Regions from separate parts of the Homo sapiens genome. Here region 2 is linked to region 1. A link is an interaction called in ENCODE POLR2A ChIA-PET data of the cell type or tissue named here. Cell type or tissue: CD4-positive, alpha-beta T cell. All regions are shown on one strand. Each heading gives the region's core, and the rest is flanking DNA. Links, peaks and the distances in the headings are about the cores only.

Evidence for each region. Peaks named below come from ENCODE experiments on the same cell type or tissue, not always from the same donor. Only the 100,000 strongest peaks of a DNase experiment are listed, where the experiment ranks them.
Region 2: POLR2A ChIA-PET joins it to region 1 with 7 read pairs; 2 of 35 experiments call an interaction of 5 or more read pairs at or near these places.

What each region holds. Positions count from the first base shown.
Region 1 is chr17:80,647,652-80,653,024 of GRCh38, reverse strand. The region is part of intron 3 of RPTOR (regulatory associated protein of MTOR complex 1); the gene reads right to left. Among named protein-coding and RNA genes, the nearest start is that of RPTOR, 110 kb to the right of the region's middle. In CD4-positive, alpha-beta T cell, for the core only: no CTCF peak of the experiment used is centred there; DNase peaks (open chromatin) are centred at 2,804 and 3,134; H3K4me3 peaks cover 707 bases; H3K27ac peaks cover 638 bases.
Region 2 is chr17:80,700,502-80,705,874 of GRCh38, reverse strand. The region is part of intron 3 of RPTOR (regulatory associated protein of MTOR complex 1); the gene reads right to left. Among named protein-coding and RNA genes, the nearest start is that of RPTOR, 160 kb to the right of the region's middle. RefSeq lists an enhancer at 761-880. In CD4-positive, alpha-beta T cell, for the core only: no CTCF peak of the experiment used is centred there; a DNase peak (open chromatin) is centred at 2,624; H3K27ac peaks cover 292 bases.

The sequences.
Region 1 (5,373 bases), core at 211-5,210:
TAAGCACATGAAAAGATGGCAACATCACTAATCATCAGGGAAATGAAAACCAAAACCACGATGAGATTCCACTTCATACCCACTAGGACTATCATAATAATAACAATGTAAGAATACAGAAAGTGACAAATGTTGGCCAGGATGTGGAGAGACTGGAGCCCTCATACACTGCTAGTAGACATGGACAAATAGTACAGCCACTGTGGAAAATAGATTGGGAGTGCCTCAGGGAGGTAAAATACAGGGTCACCATATGACCCAGCAACCCCACTAGTGGGCAGGGGCCCACACAAACACTAGCATGCACATATTCATAGCGGCATTATTCAAATAGCTAAAAGGTGGAAACCATGAAAGTGTCCATCAACAGATGAACCCATAAAATAGAAATGTAGACTAGCCATACAATGGAATGTTTTTCAGCTATAGAAAGAGTTGAGGCTGAAGCAGGATGATCACTTGAAGCCAGGGGTTCAAGACCAGCCTGAGCAATAAAGCGAGACCCTATCTCTACACATGCACACACAAGAAGGATTAAATTACTGATACATGCAATAGCATGGAGGAATCTTGAAAACATTCCAGATGCTAAGGAAAGAGCCCAGACGCAAAAGGCCACATACTGTATGGCTCCATTTGTGTGGAGTACCTAGAACAGGCATCTCCAGAGACAGAAGGCAGGCTGGTGACTGCCTGGGCCTGGGGGAGGAGAAATGACTGCCGATGGGCTTTGGGTTTCCCTTTGGGGTAAGAAAAGTGTTCTGGAACTAGACAGTTATGACAGTTATGACAGTTGCACAAGATTGCAAAGATGTTAAAAGCCAATTGAGTTGTACACTTTTTTTTTTTTTTTTTAAGATGGAGTCTCGCTCTGTCACCCAGGCTGGAGTGCAGTGGCGTGATCTCGGCTTACTACAACCTCCACCTCCCAGGTTCAAGCGATTCTCTTACCTCAGCCTCCGGAATAGCTGGGACTACAGGCACCCGCCACCACGCCCAGCTAATTTTTTTTTTTTGAGACGGAGTCTCACGCTGTCGCCCCAGGCTGGAGTGCAGTGGCGTGATCTCAGCTCACTGCAAGCTCCACCTCCCGGGTTCATGCCATTCTCCTGCCTCAGCCTCCTGAGTAACTGGGACTACAGTAGGCACCTGCCACTGCGCCCGGCTAATTTTTTGTATTTTTAGTAGAGACAGGGTTTCACCATGGTCTCGATCTCCTGACCTCACGATCCACCCGCCTCGGCCTCCCAAAGTGCTGGGATTACAGGCGTGAGCCACCGTGCCTGGCCATTTTTTAAATATTTTTAGTAGAGACAAGGTTTCACCATGTTGGCCAGGCTGGTCTCCAACTCTTGACCTCAGGTGATCTGCCCACCTCGGCCTCCCAAAGTGCTAGGATTACAGGCGCGAGCCACTGCGCCCAGCCAAGTTGTACACTTTAAAATGGTGAACTTGACGTTATGTGCTTCGTATGTCCATTTTAAAAAAATCTCCATTATGTGTCATACCAACAAGTAAATCGCGGACATTTGGGAGGGAGCTGTACAGAAGCCCTTGTGAACACCCAAATTCATGAACACCACTGTGACATATGGTTTCCCCTGCAAAATGAAATCAAGTACCGCAGACACTTTGAAGTGGCCGTCCCCCTCCAATCTGTTATTGATCGTTTCCCCCTTGATCAGCACTTTCCAATTTGGCTGGAGCAGGATTTTACAACTCTTCCTAGTTGCATATGGCGAGCATACGGTGGGTTCCTCATCGTCACCTCCAAATTTAGCTTTCCATTCTTTAACACATCACACCTTCCACTTTCTGACTTAGAAGCAGCACTTCCATCCCTCGCCTGGCACCTGCCTGTCCTTCAGAGCCATCTCCGCATCGCTCTGTATCACGGTCCCCAAGTTAACTCAGGAAACACACATGGCACGTGAGATCTGTGAAACGACAACAGCTGAGCTACAGTTTTAGTCCCCAGCCTGACGGTGGGGGGTCCTCATTTGCAATTTGTCATACACACAGACAACTCCCTTGTTAAAGGGAACATGATGATGAGAGATAATATCCTCGAGAGGCCTGTTAAGGACAGAGTTAAGCCCCTACTTCTCTCTAAAAGTATTACACTTCAAGTAGGTCAATTAATAGAGGAAGAGTCAGGAATGCAGTTATCCCCGCAAGAGGATAAAACCAGAGATAAGGCAGGATGGGGAGGGGCTTAAGGCAGCAAGACTCCTGGGCAGAATGTTCTGGGAGGGGCCTCCACCACCTCAACCATGAGGGAGAGGAAGGGATAAGGGACAGAAAGGGATGGGAAGTAAGGATCTGATGACCAACCACCATGGCCTCCCTGGTGCAAATGCTTTATATACTTTTATTCTGTCCATTAACTCTCATTTGCATGTACAAATTTTAAAAGTTTAAATAGTAATTTGTCCAGAGTTACATTTCTAAGAAGTGGCAAAGCCAGAACTAAACCAGTTCGCATTCTTTCCACAGTTAAGCTCTCCCCACCCCACCCCTCAGTGCACTGGTAGAAAGGAGACCACATTTCCCAGGGAGCTCCCCTACCAGTGAGAGGGGCGCTCCCGCCCAGAAAGGGAAGGAGCGGTGAGCCCAGCACGACTCTGCGGACCTACGAGGCAGAAGGGAGGAGGCGGACTCCACCAATCTTCCCTAGGCAGTGTTTAAACAGGCTGCGGCCCATGCTGCAACCCACTCTAGTCAACACGCGTGCTCTTCAATCCCAAATGGGCTCTCTAGTGAATCCCCTAGGTGGCCTCGGAGAGCAAGAGTCCAACACAGGGCTGGCCAGCAGGGGTCCCCTCTGGGACCAGCTCTAATGGACTGAAACCCTGAGGAGTCTAGTCACAACAGGCTGCCATCCTCCAGGAGGCTGCAGAACCATGCCTTTCTTTCATTCTTCTTTCTGTAATGTCTTTGGTGTGCCTAAAAGAATTTATAGGTCATGTCACTAAGGTATTCGGAGGGATAGCAGTAGGTGACAACACCTTTATGCTCTGGTGCAATTGGTCTAAAGAGTCCGGAATAAACTGCTTCGCATAATCTAAGCTTGCTTCCAGGAAGCTGCTTCCAATACCATGGCCTCTGGGGACAGGGCAAGGCAGGAAGTGCGTGGGCAGGGCTGACTACGAAGGCTTCTGGCTGAAGAGCATGAATCAGAGTTCTCACTGAACACGGCACGCACGTGGAAAAGCTTTCAGGCGAGAAGCACTAGAAAGGAGGGAAGACGAAGTGGGAGAGCACTGCTGAGGCCAAGGCAAAAATATAAGTAAAAACATTGATCATAGGAACAGTTCTTAACTTTCTGGGCAGTAAGCAGTTAAGTGAAACTGTCAAAGCACCACAGTTAACCCCAAGACCACCAGAAGATATTGTCTGTACCGTCCTGCAAATTTAATGAGTACACAGGCAAAGTGCTTCACACCAGGTACTGAATTATGCAAGCTGTGAGCCATCCACCCACAGTTCTGCCTTTGCCCATGAGTCCTCACTGGCAGCTTGTCACAGAAACTCAAGGTGGATGAAGCCCAACCTTAGGACCCACAGAGAAGAAAGTCAGGTGAGTTTGGGCAGGAGGAGGGAGGGCTGGCGGCAGGGCAGACAGCAAGACGGGATGGATGATGGAATGGTAATGGCATCAGGGCCGCACGCCAAGGGATGCTGCCAATCGCAATTATAGGGCCATTTTCACCAGCTGAACTGGACTGTCAATTTGGAACTAATGTCGCAACGTGAATGCCCCAAGCAGGAGTCACAGCGAGTAACGGTCCACCTTGGGCTGTTCCATGAATAGCTTTGGAGCACCTCCAGGTGTGGAGTACTGTCCTAGGGCAACTTAGCTGCTTCTTCCCCGATTATCCATATCTGAGCCTGAAAATCCTAAGAAAAGGTAGAACCCACTGATTTATGCGTCTTGACTGCATCTGTATTAGCCCATTTTCATGCTGCTGATAAAGACATAACCAAGACTGGGCAATTTACAAAAGAAAGAGGTTTAATAGACTTATAGTTCCACATGGCTGTGAAGGTCTCACAATCATGGCGGAAGGTAAGGAGGCGCAAGTCACATCTTACATGGATGGTGGCAGGCAAGAGAGAGCTCGTGCAGGGACGTGAGACTTGTTCACTACGGACAACAGCACAGGAAAGACCCGCCCCTATGATTCGATTACCTCCCACTGGGTTCCCCCTATGGCACGTGGGAATTGTGGGAGTGACAATTCAAGATGAGATCTGGGTGGGGACACAGCCAAGCCATATCAGCATCCATCTATAAAATTCATTCCAAAACATTTGGGGGTGGGGGGCACAAGGAAGCGAGTGACTTGTGCTGATACCAATTGCTTTGCCCACAAAGCAGAGGCCTGTCTAATCATCCCAGGGGAAAGAAGACAAGTGGATCTTAGAAGCCATCCATGCAGTGCTCCCCAAAGCCAACCCGGCTGCCTGACTAGGCGCCTCCCACCACACCTAGCAGTGTGAGCACTCAATACCAAGGGTTTCACAGTTTGTCACACATGGCCACATGACACTCCCTGTGAGGTGGACAGGTCAAGCAGCAGCCCCATTCAGGGACAAGGAGAAGATGCCTGGATTCCAATTATCCTCACTCCAAACCCCTAAACAACATGGAATTACACATAAACATTCAGTTCTGCAAATAACACTTGTGCCTAAAATCCAAAAGACACACCTGTTAAGTAGAACCAAAACTGCCCACCACTGGCCTTCTCAACCCCCTTGCTCCCCAAACCCCCTCCTCCCAACAGGAGGTATAGTCATCAGCTTCGGTTCATTCAAAGCATCTCATAAAAGCACACAAACAACTCTATTATCAATACCACGAAAGGATGACTGTCATTTACATTAAAATGCAATAACAATTTCTACTGGGCTAATGGACCAGATCTTGGGAGCTGTTTTGTTCTCTCCTTGAACATACTCTGCTTGGGGTTAGGCACTATAAAAAACATGTTTATCTAATGGCAAAACCAACTTTCATCCCTTAACCACAAATTAACTGTGACACATCTGAGAAGCACGGTGAACTGAAGGGAAGCTGACATTCAAAATCTGTTCACTGTAATCCACAAACCAGGGCTGTGCATGGATAAGTAAGAACTGTCCACCACATGGAAACTGACTCAACCTGACCGCTCAGCTCCCTGGAAGCCCCACGGCCGCCACACAGGACTTGCTGCCTTCACTACTCGCAGACCTGGACAAGATGAGAATGAGCTCCTACAACAACGTGGCTCCATGACTGAGGAGCGCCTTCCGCCTCCTCCCCTAGACACACCTGCCCGACGGACAGACTTGGTCAGTGGAGGCACCGCCATGCTGTTTCATCTT
Region 2 (5,373 bases), core at 263-5,262, 53 kb before region 1:
CTGAGGAGGGCACACCATTCATGCTTAAGAAAGGTTCCCCTGCCGGACACGGGGGCTCACACCTGGAATCCCAGCATTTCGGAGGCCACGGTGGAAGGACCACTTGAGGCCAGGAGTTCAAGACCAGCCTGGGCAACATAGTCAGATCCCTCGTCTCTACTGAAAAATAAAAATAAAGAAAATAAAGAAAGGTTCCCTGGCATTTCCAGAGAAAAAGAATTAGATGTGAGGAAAACAACAGGAAAACGAGGCCCAATTCCTGCAACACGGTTACTCTGTTGTATATGATACACATTTGGTTTCACCTAATTATATACATTAAAACTCTAATTTATGACAACATAAAACCTCTTGGTATTCTAGACCTTGTACTTTGGAAGTCATCAGTAGATGTATGAATATCTTTCAGATGAGGAGATTTAAGAGTTTTTCCAGGTTCCCCCAAATTTTTGTACCTGCAAGCAAAGCCCATTAGAGAACCAAAAGCTAATCCAAGGCTAGCAACCCTGTGCCACTGCAGGACAGTGCGGAGCCCTGGTCTGAGGCGGGGTTAGAGCCACAGAGTGGTCTCCCCTCTCAGTGTCTCCTCGCTCAGAACCAGAATGCTGCTCGAAAAATAAAGCAGAGTCACGAAGGAGACTTGAGAGAGAGCTAACCAACTGATAACGCGGGATCTTCAAGTCCATTTTCATCTATGAAGGATGTGCGTTGACACGCACAGGGGGCTCTGCCAGGACAGGGCTGGCCCACAGGGAGCCCAGGGCCACAGGGAAGGAGGAAGTGCTCAGAGAAGCACGGAGCGTGACAGGAGGGGTGTCGATGCGTGGCCTGGGAGGCAGCGTGTCACCTGCTCCCATAGGTGGGCATCACTGGCCCATGGGGGACCCCAGCCATGCGGTGGCCAATCTGACCCACATGTTCTGGAGGAGCCTGTTCAATGCCCAGCTCTCCTACAAAATTCCTTCTTGAACCCTTTCAGCAGGAAATAATTTTTTCTTTCTCTGAATTAACTTACACTGCTCACTATACATTCATGTGCAGCTATCTCAATTCTGTGTAGACGGTAAATTCTGTGGTGGTAAACACTGCTCACCCACATGTGTGCCTTTCTGTTCAAAATACAAGTTTTATATCCTTTCCCCAGCATTACAACACACTCAGTTACCAGCAACTAATTGCTGAGTCATACTCAGATTTTTACTGACAGTAATTACAATAATTATTAAAGAAACAAATCAATTTGTAGTAAAGAAACTGATAGAATCCTGCCTGAGGTTGAAGTGGTGTAAGTCACTGTCAACATAATATCAGAAAGTATGTGTGTACAAACAGCTGCATCCAGGTGCTGGGTACCCAAGGCGTCTGTGACATCATCCTTTCTGCTTTGCTATCTGAGATTCTCTGCATACTAAGACTTACGAAAATGATGGACACATTCTGGATTCATCACTGATGTGATGGATTCATCAACTGTTTATTTGTGTTCTTGGTGAGACAGAACCAGGCCACTGAGTCTTAATGTTCTAAATACCTGAATGTTGGCTGATCCCATACAACACACCAAGGGCAGCTGATAAATGAAAGCGCAGTTCTGGGGGCAAAGAAGGAAACATTTTATTCAGCTGTCACGACCTTGGCTACAGGCCCTCCAAAACCACATCCACTCAAGTAAGTACATTCTAAATTAGAAAATAAGTCTGAAGTAGAGGTAGCTAGACATTCCGTCTTCAGGTGGATAGGTAGAAAGAATGGCGGACACGTAGGACGGGTTCAGTCTGGAGAGATGGCTTCAAATCAGCGCAGCAGCAACAGCCCCATCTCGCCCATGTCTCTCCACACCCAACAAAAAAGCACCAAGTCCTGGAGAGGACCTAGTTCACCTGCTCCTTCAAACCAAACGCATCAGCTATAAGACCTGCATAAACATGAAATTTAGGTTTTTCTCTGAATCAGAGGCGTGATAATGGCCAGTCTAAGCAGCAGGCCACATCCCATTTTGGTCTGGGCCGTTATGTAAATTAAAACAAATACCTATGCATTTTTAATGAAAGTGCTTTTTAAAAAGTGTCCTGGCTAACTTGGTAGAAACAATTAGAGGTTTTCCAAGAAAGCGTTAGCCCAGCTCCAGGCCCCAGGGCAGAGGTGCAGCCATCACCGAGGCTCCTCCGGCAGTACTGGGGCCCTGGGAAGGAGGGTCTATGCATTTTCCTACCTCCAGGGATGCTTTAAGACAGCTCAAGTAGGGAAGAGCAAAAATGGAGAGGTAGGACTCAAAAAAAACTTTTTTTTTAATGGATGCTAAAGGATATCTCCTTGATCCTCCTGGGTCTCACACACAAGGCGGAATGGGTGTTCCTGGCTCAAGTCTGCAGTCAGGCCAGGGGAAGTGAGCCACCTGAGCTCACGTTTATCAGGAACGTCCACTGAAGCTAACTTCCCACCCCTTCTCCAGGGTCTAGGGTCCAGGTGGGGTGAGCGCCTGCCAGCCTCTTTTCATGCACATTAAAACCACTTCCCCTTAGTGAACACAGGATATGTTTTTCAGAGTCAGAAAGACTTCCGGAGTCATGGGCTGCAGATACAGGTGAGAAAAGAACACATGCAGAGCTTGCCAGACGGCGAGGCAATCAGAAGGAAGGAAAAAGCGCTGTCAACTAAACTCGAGATTTCGGAGTCTAATTCCACAGATCCACCCTGCTTTCTGGTTGCTAAGGCTACAGAAATCCCCCATGCATAGTGGTGAAGAACAAAGGCACGGAAAGATAAGGCACCCCAAAATAAGAACAAGCCACGGTGCTGATCTCCACATCTGTCTCCCTGGAGCACGGGCCCATCGATCTGCAGGGGCTGGGTTCACTGCAGGGCCCACAGATCGCTGGGAGATTTTCTAGTGAAATTGTCAAGTGCCTCCTGCTCCATCTCACTTATTACATTACTGCTGCGGCAGTTTTTCTCAATTCTACTCTCCTCAACACAGCTATCGAACTAGGATTGCTGAAGTCACAGCTCCACAGGAAAATCATTCGCTGTCTCCTGAGATTGCTCCTGAACAGGAGTGCTGTTCTTCCACGCCACACAGAAGGCCACGGGGTAGATTATTCAGGGACACCAATAAAATTAAGGATTCATCATTTCTGACCCTGGCTCTGTGAAGGTCTTATCCCATGGGGCTGCGAAAAACGGATTTAGCTTCATTTTCTTACCTATTGCGTAGAGAAGGCACATTAATGGACTAGCATGAAAGGCGCCACAGATATTAATAATACGCCTCCTGGGGCTTCATGGGAATTAATTAATATTTTTAAGGGCTTTGAAATGAGAAACACTAAATTAAATGTCACCACATTGTGTTAAGGTTTTGTCTCACAACTAGAATGCCAGGGATAATAGCTGTGTGGTCTGAGAGACAGGAGAGGCACGGGAGCATCTGATCATCCGGGGGAGTTACGACAATTTCTGCTGGACATATAAAATGACAAAGCAAGTCTCTAAACTACAGCCTATTGTGCTAGGCATTTTTCCTGAAATGCCAAATCTCAAGGTGCAAGAAAATATATGCACAGGAGTTTTGGAGGATGTGACAGCAGAAGATAATAAAAGAATGAATAACCGAAGAAAAGAAAACAAAACAAAAAACAAAACAAAACAAAAATGGGCCCTTGGTTTAATGAAGGAAAATGCAGCTCCAAATTTCATTTCCTTCTCAGTGACGGGCTCTTGTCCTAAAATGACACCTGGTAAATTTATATGCTAATAAGGCCTAAGAAATGCTACTGCAATCAGATTCTGCATTTTCCACGTAGACTTTTATTGGTATTGGAGCTCCTTCTCATACAAGTGCAGACTTCAGACCCTGGAGAGCCCTGAGCATGGGAGGGACTCTGCTCCCAGTGGCCCTCGTGGCGGCATGGTCCCGCTAGAAGCTCTGGTGAAGCTGCACAAACTGCCGCTGGTGTGGATCAAGGAGAGACGGCCACCTGGGAAGAGGAGGGGCTCAGGGGCTCTACTTGGTGGGTCTTCCCCTTTGACAAAATCCCACCAGGGGTAGCCCTGTGCCGCTGGGGCAGGCTGGACATAGACATCTGTAGAGTTTCTAACAAAGACACTGGCGTCGTACTAGGCTGGGTCTGTGAGTACAAGTGATATCGCTGCCATCCTCCCATCCTATAGCAATGAATAGCAGGTCAAGTTTAGATCCAACAAACCGAAATGCCTGCAACACTCTCAGAACTGTCCTGGAGGAACAAATGTCATTTCAGGACTCAGGCCAGTTCTGGCCCCATCTGGGGTCTAGTGAAAGTTTCACCCTACCCCTCTCCTTCTCAAGTAGGATGCAAAGATTTCCAGGGAAATGTTGGTAGGAGGGACCTTTAGGCGGACCTGACCTTCTTCCCTGCCCGGCATTTCCCTGGAAGGCCTCGCCTCCTATAGCCCTTGTTTACCCTCACCCTTAAGGGTGTTAGGATGAAAAACAAGTAAAATACAGAGAAACAAAACAAAAGCCAAAAAGAGTGATGGCAAATGCTACCTTTCGGTTGATATGGAATGAGCATTATGGTCTCCGTGAGAATAAATGGCAAGAATATATAACCTGTGCCCTTTCCCATGATTCCACCCTAGTGCAACCAGGTGGAGCCGCTGAGGACACAGAGACTTCACAGCATTTGTTCCCAGATGTGAAGCAATCCATCAGTGTGTCTGAGGCCTTTCAGCAGAGAGGAATTGTCCAGTGCACATCTTCTGTGTCTTCCCTCCTAAGCTTGCTCCCCTCTCTCCTCAATCCATATGGATGGGGTCACTAACCATTTGGACAACAGAAACCTGAGAATCACCCAGCTGGACAACAGAAACCCAAGAATCACCCTTGACACCTTCTTGTCTTTCACCCTTTCCATTTTTATGTCATCAATCATTGCATCCTGTTGAGTCTACCTCTTCAATCCTGACTGAGTCCATCCACCTCTTTCTATCCGTGCTATCAATACCCAGGTCAAGCCACTACCAAACCACCACTACCACCACCATCATCTCTACCATCACCACCACCACCACCATCACCATCACCACCATCATCATCACCACCACCACCATCATCATCTCTACCATCACCATCACCATCATCACCACCACCACCACCACCATCATCACCACCACCACCACCACCATCACCACCACCATCACCATCACCACCACCTCCATCATCACCATCACCATCATCTCTACCATCACCACCACCATCATCGCCGCCACCACCACCACCATCACCATCATCACCATCACCACCACTTCCATCATCACCATCACCATCATCTCTACCATCACCACCACCATCATCATCACCACCACCACCACCACCATCACCATCACCATCAT